Linked DNA regions of Homo sapiens: region 1 is linked to region 2. A link is an interaction called in ENCODE POLR2A ChIA-PET data of the cell type or tissue named here. Cell type or tissue: A673. All regions are shown on one strand. Links, peaks and the distances in the headings refer to the core of each region. The heading gives the core; the rest is flanking DNA.

Region 1 (8,323 bases), core at 168-8,167, 390 kb after region 2:
AGGAAGCCAGAAAGGAAGACAGAGTCTCTTTGAGCTTTTCCCACCAAGCTCACAGGAAAATTGCAAAAACATCATTGGACTGGATCAGGATGCGAAGGGAGCAGCCAGGAAGGCGCGGCCTCTTTGAAGGCTCCCGCTCCGCGCGAGGCGTGGCTCCCGGAGGGGTACACCAGCTGGAGTGAGGAACAGGGCTCAACGCCCGCCCGCCCGACAGCCACAAGGGAACGGGTTGCGTTTTGTTTTGTTCCCAGTGGTCCCCAGGGCCGAAGGGGAATATAAGGAGATGCTGTTGAGCTGGCTAGAGGGGACGGGAGGCTCGAAGCGAGGCACGCAGTCAGGCACTCCTGACGAGAAGAAGCAAGACTTACACAAGGGCAAAGGCCTCCTACTGGAGAGATGAGACTAGTGAGGCCTGGGGACAGCTCCGAGGGCTGGGGAAGGTCAGTGTTGGCTTCAGGCGGGGGTATAACTAGACCTGGCTACTTATCTTGTGGGGCTCAGTGCAAAGTGAAAATACGGGCCCCTTATTAAATTATGAAGCGTTTGCTGGGTGTGGTGGCACGTGCCTGTAATCCCAGCATTTTGGGAGGCTGAGGTAGGAGGATCATTTAAGCCCAGGAGTTCAAGACCAGCCTGGGCAACATAGTGAGAGCCTGTCTCTACAAAAAATAAAAAATTAGGTCAGGCACAGTGGCACATGCTTGTAGTCCCAGCTACTCAGGAGGCCGAGGTGGGAGGATCACTTGATCCCAGGAAGCAGAGGTTGCAGTGAGCCAAAATTGCATCACTGCACTCCAGCCTGGGTGACAGAACAAGACCCTGTCTCAAAAAAATAAAATAAAAAATTAGTGGGCGTGGTGGTGCATGCCTGTGAGTTCCAGCTGCTAGGGAGGCTGAGGTGGGAGGATAGCCTGAACCCAGGAGGTGGAGGCTGCAGTGAGCCAAGAACATGCCACAGCACTCCAGCCTGGGTGACAGAGCAAGACCCTGTCTCAAAAAAGACATATATATATTGCGGCAACAGAGTTTTAAACCAAATGCAAGGCCCTTCTAAGCATTGGGCCCTGTGCTACTGACTACCCAGGTCAAGGTGTGAGGTTACCCAGTATGAAGGGTCTCCAACCTACTTCATTAAAGGCCACCAAAAGGAAGAGTCCAGATGAAGGCCAGGGGAGAAAAAAAAATCAGACTCCTTGAGGAGTCTTTTGGTTTTAAAAAATATTGGGGAAAAATAGAGTCTCCATTAACAGCATGTTTTTAACTTTTAAACAGACCTTCACATCTCTGGAACCATATAACAAAGGTGACAATTTTATGAGCCAAGTTATGCATGGCACATTTTATGTGCCTAAACGACCTAAGTGATTTTTGTAGGTCCTTCAAGGACAATAAAAAAGTATTGTAGAGGAAAAGATTTGTATATATTTATATTTCGCCACCAAATGTCAATATTTCTTTTATAAAAATTCATCCCTCCTACCATGCCTCTTATCTGTTCAAAATGTTTGGACATTTCACTTCCCTAGTCTAGGCCAGTTTTTAATTTTAATTTTTTTAACTTTTTAAATTTTTGAGACAGGGTCTCGCTCTGTTGCCCAGGCTGGAGTGCAGCGGCGCAATCTCGGCTCATTGCAACCTTTGCCTCCCAGGCTCAAGCGACCATCCCACCTCAGCCTCTCGAGTAGCTGGGTCTACAGGCATGCACCACCATTAGCCCAGCTAATTTTTTAAATTTTTGTAAATACAGGGGTCTCCTTATATTGTCCAGGCTGGTCTTGAACTCCTGAGCTCAAGTGATCCTCCAGCCTCGGCCTCCCAAAATGTTGGGATTACAGGAGTGAGCCACCATGCCTGGCTCCAGGCCAGTTTTGTTTGTCACCTGACACTGTGTCCTCTTTCAGTTTGGAGACCACAACTCCGCAGGGTTGTTGGGTTAGTGTCCTTTGGTGGGCCACACATTTCCCCAGCCCCCCAAGCCCCAACCCACCCCACTCAGTTAGCCAGTTGGTATTATACATGTATTAGAACTTTCTCTGAGAACAGAGCTCACAAAAAAGTAAAGATCTGAGAGCTTCTGGAGGGGGACAAGGGAAACTCAGGGCAGGTGCAGAAGCTGGTGCCGGGGTAAGGGCCCCAGCTGCCATTCCTCTGCTCTCCCGTGTTTCCAGTGCCCCCTCACCCCTGTGTCAGCTTCCTCCCCGGGGAAGTGGGGTTGGGTGGGGATTACCACTGCCTACTGGGATGGGCGCCGGCTTCATCTGCAGGGATTATCAGGCCTGGTGGAGCTGGCTCCAGCAGCCACAGCCCTCAGGGCCTGACCTCCCCTGCTCTCCACCTGTGACCTCAGAGAGCAGGGGCTGTCACTCTGGGTATGTGGCCTGGTGTTTTCTCTCCTCTGTGGGGTTTTTTGGACCTCTCAGTATCTCTCTCAGAGAGATACTGACCATCCCCTAAAATTTGGAGACTGCCCAGTGGTGTGATTTGTCTTCCAGCAGTCAAGCCAAAGAAACCTTTGCTCAGCAAGACTGGGTCCATGGAGCTCCTTAGCGTTGGAGGAGCCATCAGCTCCAGATGGAGCCGTTACCTTGCCCTGAGGACGTTATGCCACAGCCCATCGCCCAGGGGAGAGGGACCCAGAGAGCCTGGGAGGAGCAGTAAACCCAAAAAGCAAGAAATGCCCTTTCCCCCAGGCAAGCCCCGCTTGCAAACCCTGACTCGAACAACTTCTTAGCAGGGACGCAGTGAGCCCTCAGGTGGTCCCTGCCACCCGGCCAATCCCCCTGCAGGGTGGAGCTGCCGAGCCAGAGCAGAGCCCAGGCCCACAAAGGTTTCTGAGAAACAGGGGAAGAAAGACCCTGTCCTCCATCTGGACACCAGAAATGAGGCTTGCTTCACCTGTTCTTCCTGCTGACCAACACCAGCCTGGCTCAGCAGCCTCCCTCTGTCCTGGAGTGGTGGGAGTGCCGGGGGCAGGGGCGTCACAGCTGCATCCCCCAGCCCAACCCTCAGCCTCCCCCTACCCCACCCCCGCTCTGCACCCAGTCTGTGGGGCCACAGAGCAGCCTCAGAGGCAGCCTGGGACAGGAAGAGGCCTGACCAGGGACAATCCCCTGGGGAGAACCAAAAGGGCCTAGGGACTGAGTGCCTGACAAGCGGCCCTGCCACACTGGCAGTGAAGGCGGTGGCAGGGAGCACAGCCGCGGTGGCAGCCGGCGCCCAGGGCAGGCCTCGTGCCCTTGTGGCCAGGGTGACTGAATCTGCCAGCTGTGGGGCCCATTCGTGCCAAGTCTGCCCTGGCTCCGTCTGGTCGTAATCGATGCTGGCGCCAGGCCAGGCCCCCTGCCAGCTCCGGTCACACTCGGCTAACGCGAGAGGCCCAGCCCATTAACTCCTTGCCAAGGCCCATTGTCTGGGTCCTTGCCCGGTGGTTTATTTACTCCAGGGCTGGCCGGGCCAGGGCTGGGAGGCGACAGCGGGGTGGACTGCGGGTGGGGCAGTGGGGTGGGGGGTGGGGAGGGTTGGGGAGGCTTAGGCCTGAGGAGGGGGCTGAGAGCAGGAGTGGGGCAGGCAGGACGGTGGTTTCCAGAGCCCAAGGGCAGGGCATGCTGTGAGGGTTTTTTGTGTTTTGTGTTTTTTTTTTGCTACATCAAAGATTCCTTGTATAGGCAGATGTACCTCCAGAGGCCCACCCAGTACCTTAGGGGTGAGAGAGGGCACTGGAGACACAAGACCTTAACTCCCCAGACAGCCGCCTTCAAAGCCCCTTAAATAATTTTTTTACATGACCTACCCTCTTGTATTTAAGTTGGCATTTGAAATTTTCCATCAGAAATTTAAATAGTTCCAAAGGATATCCTTTTTAGCATTTTATGAATATTTTTTCACTTTCTATATGCCTTTATTATATTTTATAGTCAAAAAATTCAAAGAAAAATGAATATTGATATTTTCAAATACAAATTGTATCTTTCTTTTAAATGTCCAATGGAATCTAAATGCCAGAGCAATTCTGTGTCCAACATTATCCATTAAAAAAAATAGGGGAACAAACGCTAATTAAACAGCTTAGAAGTTTACATTATTTCGTTCTCTCCAAGAACTTGTATTTCCATTTCACTCCTGTTACAGATTTTATGCTAATGTAAGGGTTTTTTTTTGTTTGTTTGTTTGTTTTTTTTTTGAGGCAGGGTTTTGCTCTGTTGCCCAGGCTGGAGTGCAGTGGTGTGATCCTGATTCACTGCAGCCTCAATCTCCTGGGCTCAGGTGATTCCCCCACCTCGGCCTTCTGAGTAGCTGGAACTACAGGCCTGCACCACCATGCCCTGCTAATTTTTGTATTTTTTGTAGAGACACAGTTTCACCATATTGCCCAGGCTGGTCTCCAATTCCTAGGCTCAAATGATCCGCCCACCTCGGCCTCCCAAAGTGTTGAGATTATAGGTGTGAGCCACAGCACCCAGCCTGTATTTATTTTTTATGCTTGAAAATCTTTTATTGGCTAGGCATGGTGGTTCATGACTGTAATCCCAGTACTTTGGGGAGGCTGAGGCAGGAGGATGGCTTGAGCCCAGGAGGTCAAGGCTGCAGTGAGCCATGATTGCACCACTGCACTCTAGCCTGACTAACAAAGGGAGAAGTTGTCTCAAAAAAAAAAAAAAAAAAAAGAAAGAAAGAAAAATCTTTGATTGATTATTGTATTAAATAAAATTTAAAGATTAAAACTTCTGGCCGGGACTGGTGGCTCACACCTGTAATCCCAACACTTTGGGAAGCCGAGGGGCAGATCACGAGGTCAAGAGGTCAAGACCATCCTGGCCAACATGGTGAAACCCTGTCTCTACTAAAAATACAAAAATTAGCTAGGCGTGATGGCACACACCTGTAGTCCCAGCTACTTGGGAGGCTGAGGCAGGAGAATCGCTTGAACCCGGGAGGTGGAGGTTGCAGAGAGCTGAAATTGCGCCTCTGCACTCCAGCCTGGGTAACAGAGCAAGACTCCTTCTCAAAAAAAAAAAAAAAAAAAAAAATTCCTCTGTTCCCAAAGCTGAGCATTAATTTTTTGGTTATGAGTTTAGTGTTAGAATAGTTTATATCCAATTGATCAGAGCAATGTAAATAATTACGAAATTTGATAAACAACTATTAAACATAAAAGGTAAATTTTTATTGGAAATGCATCTCTTAATAAAATAGTTGGGGTTGGGACAGGTTTTCTTCCCAATTAGTGTATGTATATGTGGATGACTTATTGCTAGACTCACACAAGGTTCAACATGAAGTTTACTCCCATGTTTAGTCTTTTGTAGGTTTAAACATTGAGAAACACTGTCCACATAAATAAATAAATGGAAGCCGATGAGTTTGTTATGAGGATGCCATTCAATTCTTTGAACTTCTTCCAAGTTATATGCCTAATAACATTATTATCAAAATGTTTTTTTATGATCCGCTGGCAATTTGATTAGTGCCTCTTTCAATTTTGCTGAAAGCAGAGCTGGAAACCACTTGACTTGCAGAAAGACTTGCTCCTCTGTCACTTGACCCCCAGGAGTCACTTTGTTTGATGCCTTGGAGATTTCTACCCCTAGGGCAGTGCCCCAGAGTGGGGGGTCACATGGGTGAGAGGGGCAGCTTTCTCTTGTAAAGCTGTCTTCCCCAGCAAATGGGAAAGGGGATGCCTTGTCTTGGATGCCTTTTTAGGAATATCGCTTTTAGGAAAAAGAGCATAGAAAAACTGAGGATCAGAAAATCGATTCTCCTCAAACTATCTTGATTCACAAACCCCTTTGGGCACCCCTGGGGGTATGTCACAATTTTATGAGTAAGAGACTGGAAATGTACCTGGGGGCCAGAACGTAAGTTTTGACTCCTCTGCTAGGAGTGAGCTCAAAAATGGATATGATTCAAATACATAGATGCCTGTGGCCAATATTCCGGATCTTCACAGTCCTCGGAATGCCCTGGCAGGGCTAAACTCCTTTTAGTCCAGTCCTCCTCAAGCTCAGACCTGCAACCTCTTCATTCTTACTGTGTATTGAGGGTTCCCTGAACTGAAGGAAGAAAGTGTCTGGAGGGTGGGAGAGACCGTGTGTGGCAGAGTTAGAAACATCAGTCTATCTCAGGGTCCTAGACAAGTGATCTCCACATAATCAGCAACAGATGGTCAGGCAGCACCTCCAAATATTTGTATCCTTATCAATCATATTTATGTGTGACTGCCAATCCATATGTCATGTGTATTAAGCTTTATTTTAGGTTTTTTTATTTTTTTGAGACGGAGTCTTGCTCTGTCACCCAGGCTGGGGTGTAGTGGCGCGATCTCGGCTCACTGCAACCTCTGCCTCCCGGGTTCAAGCGATGCTCATGCCTCAGCCTCCCAAGTAGCTGGGACTACAGGCACGCACCACCATGCCTGGATAATTTTTGGTAGAGACAGGATTTCACCACATTGGCCAGGCTGGTCTCGAACTCCTGACCTCAAATGATCCACCCACCTCAGCCTCCCAAAGTGCTGGGATTACAGGTGTGAGCCACCGTGCCCGGCCTGTATTCCCTATTCTTAATAGATTATCTTGTAAACCTTCTTTGTAGCCCATTTCTCTAGACTCAACAGCTTTCATTCCAGGTTGTTTTTAAAGCCCCAGTGGATGTGTGAAAGGGTGGTAATGGATGGCACTGAACCTCTGTTCTGGCCTTGGCAAAGGCATGTGCTCTGCCAGTGTTTACTAAGATTATGTGCCAGACACTGTGCTGGGTCCTAAGAATGTAAAAAGACACAATCTTTTGTTGTATCACAATGTAAGTGTAGTTAATACTACTGAACTGGACACAACAATGGTGAAGGTGGTAGATCTTATGTGTTTTTGACCAGAATTTTTTTTTTTTGAAGACACCATCTCTGCCCTTAAGGAGGTTGTGGCATAGTGGAGGAAACAGAGAATCCACTAATTCATTTACCTGGGAACTTTTAATTAATAGAGTGCCAATCATATTCTAGGCTGGTGCAGGTGCTGAGGATAAGCCTATAAGCAAACCAGGCACAATTAGTCTCTTATGGAGCTTACTGTCCATGGCCAGCAGGAAATGTGCACCTGCAGTGCCCAGTACAGAAACCACTAGCCACATGTAGTTGTTTACAATTAAATTAATTATGATTAAATACAATTTAACATAGTCTCTGCAGCCACAGTTGAAGTGCTCAGTAGCCACAGGCAGCTGGTGCCACTATAGAGGACAGCACAGCTAGAGAAGGTTTCCATCACTGCAGACAGCTCTTAGCGTGGTCAGTGTGCAGATGGATGAGCCAGATCGTCAAGTAGGGGGCCCTGCCAGTCTCTCCAGTGCCTTTGTGCCAGTTTCAAAAGGTTTTCTCTCTGGGCAGGTGCAACTTCTTGCCAAGGACGAGGCTTGTGGAGCAGGATATGGTTCTGGGCCTAGGAGAAGTCAAGGTGTAGAGAACAGGAGATGCAGATCACCACATGCTCACCAAGTCCCTGGAGTAAAGGACTCCAGACTCTGGAGTTGTCTGATCTCATCTCCCACGACACACTCCCATAGTGCACCACGTGCCCTGCTCATGCTGTTCTCTCAGCCTTCTTCCTTTTCCCATCTCTGTGCCTCCCAAATTCCCTTCAAGGCCCAGGTGAAATTCCACCCTTTTCCTCCTCAAAGCCTTCCCTGAACTGTTTATGAGGCTGATTAACATTTACTGAGCATAGCATTTGTACTACAGTATTTGTGCTATTGGTGGGAGCGTGGTGAGGCTGCAAGATGAAACAGGCCCTTAGACTTTCAATGTGGGTGGTTCTAACTCCCTGTCCTAAATTTGGGCCTTCACAGCCAAGTATATGCATCGTCAGTGCACATCCCCCAGGTGAAGACAGGCTCTAGAACTCTGCACACTTCCTCTTCCCACCCCGCGACTTCTGGCAAGTACTGCCTTACGTATCTTTGTCCCCACTTTTTTCCTCACTAAAAGATACCCAAAAAGGATTCTTTGAAGGTTTCTTGCCTCAATGATCCAACATGAGAAGTGGTGAGACCAACCCTTACCAGCTGACAATGACTTAATCATCTTCAGAGATTCTCAAAAGAAGCTGGAATGTAAATAGCCGCTCAGCTGGTATTGTTCTCAAAGAAGACTTAGATGTAGACAGTTCTCACTCTTCATATGCGTCAGAAAATCCGCTTCCTCTGGGTGAGTTTCAGAAGGGGTAAATGTTGTTGCTCAAATTCCAAAGTGATGAAGATGTGTCAACAAGATGCTTCCTGTGGAATCTCTGGCCAGCTGCCTCTTCAGCCCTGTAGACCCCCTTCTGAGCCC
Region 2 (8,323 bases), core at 149-8,148:
TGGGCAGGTCAGGCGGTAGCTCATCAGCCTCATCTGCACTCCGGGGACCGGCCACATTCTCCAGGCGAGTCAGCAGCACTTTGCAGGCCTTGGGCTTCTCAGGAACCAATGGGCGCTTACGAAGTGGGTAATTCTTGCGGCGCCCTGTGAGGTGACCTGGGCTCTCGGGCATGCCTGGCTCCACACCCTCAACCCCCTGCTCCATGTTGCTGTCTTCCATCTGCAGGGGCTCTCGGCGGCCAGTGAGGCCCGAACTCAGCATGGGAAGGGACTTTCTCCGAGTGTGTGTCATGGAGTACTTCCAACCTGCAGGACAGAAGGTGGGCAATGAGAGAAGCCCTCTCTGGCCTGCTCCTGCCTGCTTTCTCTCCCACTGCAGCCTACCCAGCCCCAGGTGCAGTGATCCTGGCCTACAACTACCCTGTCTCCAGTATGGATTTTCCTGGGACTCCCTTTCCAGAGTGTGAAGGGGCAGTGGAATCAAGCTACCAGCAGCTGTGCAAGGACTGGTTCCTCCTCTTTCCTTTTAGCCTAGGGTATCTCTGAACTAAGCCCCTGAAGAGCCTAGGGAGCAAGGCAGACCCCAGGGACAGGGGATAGGAGGAGCTGGTGGCAAAGCTCTTTGTTCTCTCCCCCTGTCCTTCTCTCACTAGATATTCATCACAGGATAGGAAGAGGCTCTGAAGACAGAGCCTCCCAAGATGGGGGACTGGGTGGTAGAAGTCCATTTATTCTTTCTTCTTTTTTTCTTTTTTTGAGAGACGGAGTCTCGCTGGAGTGCATTGGTGAGATCTTGGCTCACTGCAAGCTCCGCCTCCCAGGTTCACGCCATTCTCCTGCCTCAGCCTCTCGGGTAGCTGGGACTACAGGTGCCCGCCACCACGCCCCGCTAAATTTTCTTTTGTATTTTTAGTAGAGAGGGGGTTTCACCGTGTTAGCCAGGGTGGTCTCGATCTCCTGACCTCGTGATCTGCCCGCCTCGGCCTCCCACAGTGCTGGGATTACAGGCGTGAGCCACTGCCCCCGGCCAGGAGTCCATCTATTCTTCCAAAAGTATAACCAAGGCATTAACAATCCCCTCCCCAAACGCAGGGCTTCTGAGGTTGGCCACAGGAGGACAAGAAGACAGACAGTGAAGAGCTGAGATGGGGACCCTGCCTGCTGGGCCATGAAGGCAAAGTTCAGTCTCTGAGGACTCCTCCCCTGGCATATAAAGCAAGACTGCCACAACCTGGGTCTAGCTGGAAAAGCTCTATCAAGGGTGAAGGCCTGGCTTTGAGGGGCCCATGGTGGAGAGGTCTCAGCTTTGAGGGGCCCATGGTGGAGAGGTCTCAGCTTTGAGGGGCCCATGGTGGAGAAGTCTCATTTGAACTTTGGTTCAAATTCCAGGCAAGAGCAGCCCAAAGGGTGCCAGTACCCAGGGCAAGGGTAACAGTAAGGCCAGGATCAGCATATTCCTGGGGGTAGAGAAAACCCAGGGACGGTGCGTAGACCTGCCATACAGCTTTAAACCCCTGAAGGCCACAAACAGTTGGGAAAAGAAAGTATCAAAGAGAAGCACTAACACAGGAGACAAATGAGCTGCCTTGTTAGTCGTGCTCGGTTCTCCCTCTTTGTAGGCAGGGGCAGGATGCAAGGAGGTGGGGGAAGCCCAGAGCCCCTGACAGAAAATGCATATGACCAGGCATCATCCCCTAACTTTGCTTGGCAAAACACTCCAACATACACCTGCGGCAGCCTGGGCCCCAGTTCTGAGTGAGAGGCCAGAGCTGGCTGTGCACTGGAAGCTGGCATGGCCAAGACAATGAAGAACTGCAGAGGGCGGTGGTCAGAGACTACGGAGCTGTTCACTTCCTACCATTCAACCCAAAGCACAGGGGCTGGCAAGTAAGGTGCCAGACAAGTTCTGTCCCTCACCAGGTACTCCTGCAACCCATCCCCACCCAGCGGGCCCAGGTTTTTCAGCTTAATTTCCCCACTGCTATTGCTGTTCACACTCATTCTACAGAGGAACTGAGAGCAGTCCCTGCTGTGCCAGGATTTAACCCTGAAAGTCTCAAGCCTGAGGGCTCCCAGGGATTCCTGAATCTTTCCCTGTTAGCTCCCATGGCCTTGGGCCAGTGGGTGGGGTCACTGGACACCTCCTCTCCAGAGATATGCTGCATTAATTGAGAAAGAGTGCTCAGAAAACCAGGCTGAGGGTGGTGTGGGCAACCTTCACCCCTGAGAAAGGACACGGAAAACTGGAAAGGAGAGGCAGCGTGCCAGGCTTTGCTCTGGCCACGTGCGGGGACTTGCCACTGCTCAGAGACCAGGCCCCGGGCAAGACAGAGTCACAGAAGGCAAACCCATTCATTCCTGAAGCACAGGTGGAGAGCTCCTAAAAAATCCCAGGCATCTGCTAGGCTCCGTAAGTCTCTTTCCTGCTTCTAATCAGGGTGACCACCCGTCCCTGTCTGCTCAGCAGGCTTATTGGCAATGCCGGGCGTGGTGGCTCATGCCCATAATCCCCACACTTTGAGAGGCCCAGGCGGATGGATCATGATGTCAGGAGATCAAGACCATCCTGGCTAATACAGTGAAACCCTGTCTCTAATAAAAATACAAAAAAAAAAATTTAGCCAGGCGTGCTGGCATGAGCCCGTAGTCCCAGCTACTTGGGAGGCTGAAGCAGGAGAATCACTTGAACCCAGGAGGTGGAGGTTGCAGTGAGCCAAGATCGTGCCACTGCACTCCAGCCTGGGCAACAGAGTGAGACTCCATCTCAAAACAACAACAACAACAACAACATCATCCCATTTCTTATAACCCACAGGCCCTTCTCTCATATCCAGGCACCCCTGTGCTGGAGGTGGAGGAGCATGCAACGAGAAGCAGCAGAAGCACATCAGTATCTCCTAGGGAGCCCAGGTCCAGCCCTCCCCAACTCCCAAATGGCCTGGAGATGATGGATAAGTGAACAGACCATGCATTTGAGCACGGGCCAAAGCCCCTCAACAGGCCCCAAGTTACCAGAGGGGCTAGGCCTGGGAACGGCTGGGAGCCAAGGTGGAGATCACCTGGGCTTGTCGTCTTTGAGGATAAGGACACAGTACAGAGTAAGGAGAAGGCGGCTGGGAAAGACAGCACAGGGAGGTGCTGTCAGGCCTGGCTACTGGAAGCGTTCTTAGCAGGGGGATGATTGGCCACCCCTGACCTCCAGCTGGCTGGGAGACTGGCTGCATGGGCAGATGGTCCTCAGATCTTTGGATAGTTGTCCCCACTCAGTCTTCCCCTCTCAACACACAGAAGTCCCAAGCAGAGAGAGGTGGGAAGGGAGTCAGTGCCTTGACTACACAGCTTCCACTTTCAGGAGTCTGAGCCCAGAACCTTTGAGAATCTGTTCCCTGTGGACTAATCTTGCTCTTTAACCTCTCATTCAGCTTTCCAGTCCCTCAGGGACACCCACTACTCCCCTGGGGGGTAGGGTGCTGACGATCCCAGGAAGCGTCTGAATCACAGGGTGCGAGTCACATTTCCAAATCCAGCAGAACAGCCTCCTGCTAGACTCCCTAAAATCTGCCAAATCCCCTGTCACTCGCTAAAAACACCCAAGGCCATCAAAAGCACGTCGCAAAATAGCTCCTAGCTTTCCTGTGGTGCAAAGTCCAGCCACTCGGCATCTTAAGGAGAGGCTGGGGTCTCTGCTGCCTGCCTCTCGCTGCACTCCATTCTGGGGAGAGCATGTGTGAGTCATGCTTTGAAGTCAGATGAAGAAACAAGAAGCTCGGCTGCAACTTTTTCCCTGGGGTGGGGCTGGGTGGAGGGGCTACAAGCCTGCCAGGGCCCCTCCAAACCACAAGGGATGGCCCAGCTACAGGGCTGGTTGGGGAGAGGGGATCCCAGCAAAGTGGTAGGCTTGGTTCCCCTCTCCCAGCCCCACCAATCCTCCTGCTGCCCCTCCCAATTACGCACTATCCACCCAGAAACTTTCAACCACTGCTAGGGCACAAGGTGCGCTGGGTTCTCTCAGCACTATCCCCTCCTCTCTGGGAAGCTCTGTCCTCCCAGACACGGGTGGTCCATGCCCTCTTGGGAAGGTCTCTAGGAGGGATTCCCAGGACACTTTCCTGACACTAAAAGATGTCAAGAAAGCTCTCACTGGAGAAAACCAGTCTGATTGTCTCCAGCTCTGACACAGCTGCCAGGAAGGATAGTGGCTGGCTGGTGGACATCCAGGCCAAAGACCCAGAGAACCACAGGTTGAATCCCAAATCCTCAGAAGTGTACTCTAAAGACAGTAAACAGGCCACCTTCACCTCAGGGGCATCAGGATCTCAAAATCGAGGGGGAGGTCAGGCCCAGCTAAACTGTCATAGTAGGGTCTGAGTGTAGTCATCTCCACAGAAGCAGAAAGGGACAGACAGATGCCCTGCTCTGGCCCTCAAGCTGCAGCAGCACCATACAGCAACCCCACCAGCACAAGCAGAGCACAACCAAGGTGCTTCATGCCGGGCTGAAGGTTCAAGGGAGAGTCAGAGGCCCAGGGGAGCACGGGGTGCTGGCACTGCTCTGGGGAAACAAGGGTGAGGGCCTGGAAGGGCAGGTCACAGCCCAGATCACTCCCACAAGCAGAGGCTGCCTGGGGCAGGAAGTGGCCCTCAGTTGTGGTTGCTGCTCTCCCCTTACCCACCCAGCTCTGGGTTGCACCCCGCACACCATCCTGAGGGTTTCAGGACTACACTTTAAATTTTGCTTTTCAGGCTTCTTTGGTTTTTCTTTTTTGTTGTTTTTTGTTTTTGTCTGAGACAGGGTCTTGCTTTGTTGCTCAGGCTGGAGTGCAGTGGCGCAATCATGGATCATGGTAGCCTCGAACTCCCAGACTCAAGTGATCCTTCCACCTCAGCCTCCCCAGTAACTGAGACTATAAGCGCGTGACACCATGCCCAGGTAATTTGGTAGAGACAGGCTGCAGGGGGTTGGGGGGGGCCGGGGGTAGAGGGCCTCACTATGTTGTCCAGGCTGGTCTCAAACTCCTAGGCTCACGTAATCCTTCCACCTTGGCCTCCCACAGTGCTGGGATTACAGGCATGAGCCACCATACCTAGCCCGGTTTATTTTTAATGAGAGGGAGGGATTCAGGGGAGCCTTAGATAAGGGTAGATCAGGTCATCTGGGTGAGGGCTGGGAAGGACCCTGCCCCATTAGAAGCCACCTCCTTCCAATTACAGCTAAAACCACAACTGGAGCTGAGTTAAGCATTGTCCTCCTCTGCATTCTCTCTTGGAATAACCCCTCCCATCCATGAAAGGAATAAAACACTTGTCATGAGCACTGAATTTCTTGAATCTTCTATCAGAGAAGAAATGTGGCAAGAGCACAAAACTAGGCTCCTTTTCACTTAAAGTTAGTTGCTGTTACTTTATGGAGAAACAGGTGAAGCTGCTGAAATTCTTATGGTAAAGCCAGGTAAAGACACAGCTGGTAGTGAATCTCTTAAAGAGCTGGTACAGCAGAAAGAACCAAAGCATTGAGTCAGACCTAGATTTAAATGCTCTGTCCCTCCTGAGCAATGTATTTAGCTTTTCCAAACTCCAGATCCCTCATCTAAGATGGATATACCAAAAAGAGTCTTCCTTAGGAGCGGTGGTAAGCAGAGGCAGGCAGGCCAACCTCCCCCATCCTTCCAACCCGACAGAGGAGGGCAGCTGGCCCTGGCTGGCCATTCCCCACAGCAGGAGCCCGGGACAGATTCCTCCTACCCCAGTGAGAAATCTGAAAACCCAAGCTTGCACCTGAACTTTGCTCTGCCACTATTCCACTAAAAACACCTAAGTGCCCACCCCAAGGAAAGATAATGATGATGACACTCCTTTTCCCTTGCAGGACCCAGTGTGGGGTGAGTTGTGGGGGGTTCAGTTTACAACTCAGCAAGAGGGCCGGGTGTAGTCATCTCCATAGAAGCAGAAAGGGACAGACAGATGCCCTGCTCTGGCCCTCAAGCTGCAGCAGCACCATACAGCAACCCCACCAGCACGAGCAGAGCACAACCAAGGTGCTTCACGCCGGGCTGAAGGTTCAAGGGAGAGTCAGAGGCCCAGGGGAGCACGGGGTGCTGGCACTGCTCTGGGGAAACAAGGGTGAGGGCCTGGAAGGGCAGGTCACAGCCCAGATCACTCCCACAAGCAGAGGCTGCCTGGGACAGGAAGTGGCCCTCAGTTGTGGGCCACAACTGAGCAAGAGGGCCGGGGCAGAAACTATCCCAACAGACCCTGAACAACAGCTCTGTGTCTCTGAGAAATACTCAACTCTACAGTGAAAGGCCAAGTTCCTCAGATGCTAACGGCAGGGCTAGACCCACAACGTGAGGTCAGAAGGTGTGCGTCCTGCCTGTCTGTGCCACCTGAATGAGGCTTCAGTGGAGGCACCCATGCAGAGCAGAAGTCTCAGCTCCACAGCACAAAGTTGCAAGGAGCACTGTCCTCAAAGAGAGAGAGAGAGCAGGGGCCTCAGCCACCAGCCCTGCCTCCTCAGTGCCCATACAGCCTCACTTGCTGCGGGCACTCAATTCATTCTGTAACCAGACTGGGAGCCTAAAAACACCTGGGCAAGAAGCACGAAGTGCAGCTGAAAGGAATTGGCCTGATCCATCTGGACACAGGCTTGCTTTTAGACTGCCCTCGGGTCTGGTGGCAGGGGCTGAGGACAAGAGAAACAAGAGTATACCTCTCATATCTAGAAGTTGCTATACAACACACAGATCCCTGAGTGAGGAGAGTGGGCAGAGAGCATTGTGTTTTAATCATACCAGTGTTCTGCCTTACGAACTTTAACCTGACAAATTAGAAGGTAATCACATGCAATAAAAAACTAGTCTTTAGAGGCTTTCTTAAAAGGCACATGTCCCTACTTTAGGCAACGTGCCTTCCCCCAGCTTCTTCCCAGTACACAACTCATGTGTGCATAAGGTAGACCTGCATCCACAGGTGCTAGCCCAGCTAAGCCTGCCCCTCATTCTCAGGCACACAGCACCTCTTGTGACCTTTGCCCATTCAGCCAACATTTGCTGGCCCCCCCACAGCAGAGGGAGACCCATGTGGGGCTGGAAGCCACTTCATGCCACTGCTAATCCTGTGTGGCCTTAGTCAATGGCTTGAACTCTGAGTCTTGGTTTCCTTGTCTACACAGCAAGGTTGCTGTGAGGATTAAGTTAAAGAAGAATGTGTGTAAAGTGCCTAGCAGAGTTCCTGGAATACAGCAGGTTCTCAATACAAGCTCATTTGTTTTCTCTTTCCCCTACAAGCACCAGACTAAGTGCTGGAAAAAAATGCAAAAGACTAAGAGTTGGAGCATGGGCTAGCAGGAAGACAGAACAAGATAGTGTGACAAGGGCTATAATGGACTGCTCAGAGCTTGGCTGAGGGGTCCCCCCAAGGCAGCTTCTCAGAGGGTACATATGAGCCAGGCATTTAGACACTTACTGAGGGCCTACTTTATGCCACGTGTACCGTGGGAACAAAAGCCCAGTAGGGAGTGGGCAGCACTCTGAGAAATTCATTTCATAAATGTTTGGATGCAGGAAAGGGTGACAAACAAAAGCTAAAGTTTTTTTTTTTTTTTTTTTTTTTTTTTGAGATGGAGTTTATGCTCTTGTTGCCCAGGCTGGAGTGCAATGGCGTGATCTCGGCTCACTGCAACCTCCGCCTCCTGGGTTCAAGTGATTCTCCTGCCTCAGCAGGAGTATCCCGAGTAGCTGGGATTACAGTCACCCACCACCACGCCCAGCTAATTTTTGTATTTTTAGCAGAGACGGGTTTTCACCATGTTGGCCAGGCTGGTCTCAAACTCCTGACCTCAAGGGATCTGCCTGCCTCGGATTCCCAAAGTGTTAGGATTACAAATGTGAGCCACTGAGCCCGGCCCAAAAGCTAAAGTCTTAAAGCAGGAAACAAATGCAACTTTTCCCAGACTCGCCCCTATTAGCTCCATGTAGGATGACTCCAGGCAGGGGTTGGGGGGCACCCCTTAACTCTGGGCTAAGGCTCCCTCAGACCCTCCCATCCAGATGCCATACTGCCCAGGATCAGCCAGAGGCAAACCTACACCTGCAGCAAAACCCATTTGCTCTGAGCAGCTAACAATGTGGGAGAAATAAAACAGGAATAAAACAGGGGACAGGGCACCCCAAAGCTCAGCAACAGGCCTCAGCAGAACCAGGGAAAACCTTGTGCTACTGATGCACCATTCTTCAAAAAACATGAACAGCTCACCAGCCTTCTCCAAGCACCTGCCCAGGAATGGCAAAGAACGAGTGTTGGTTCAACCACCAGGACATTACATGGAC

The links. Peaks named below come from ENCODE experiments on the same cell type or tissue, not always from the same donor. Only the 100,000 strongest peaks of a DNase experiment are listed, where the experiment ranks them.
Region 1: POLR2A ChIA-PET joins it to region 2 with 23 read pairs; 3 of 35 experiments call an interaction of 5 or more read pairs at or near these places.

What each region holds. Positions count from the first base shown.
Region 1 is chr15:40,064,331-40,072,653 of GRCh38, reverse strand. It overlaps SRP14-DT (SRP14 divergent transcript), which reads right to left. Exons shown (of 3, transcript NR_040060.1): 3 at 5,145-7,433. Among named protein-coding and RNA genes, the nearest start is that of SRP14-DT, 29 kb to the right of the region's middle. RefSeq lists enhancers at 2,723-2,842, 7,828-7,937 and silencers at 2,973-3,032, 4,151-4,334. In A673, for the core only: no CTCF peak of the experiment used is centred there; a DNase peak (open chromatin) is centred at 3,333; H3K27ac peaks cover 2,201 bases.
Region 2 is chr15:40,450,434-40,458,756 of GRCh38, reverse strand. It overlaps BAHD1 (bromo adjacent homology domain containing 1), which reads right to left. Exons shown (of 7, transcript NM_014952.5): 2 at 1-306. The coding sequence starts at 292. LOC124903473 (a long non-coding RNA gene) reads left to right here and starts at 4,887. Exons shown (of 2, transcript XR_007064598.1): 1 at 4,887-4,929; 2 at 5,211-5,310. RefSeq lists enhancers at 5,847-5,896, 5,927-6,276. In A673, for the core only: no CTCF peak of the experiment used is centred there; no DNase peak of the experiment used is centred there; H3K27ac peaks cover 551 bases.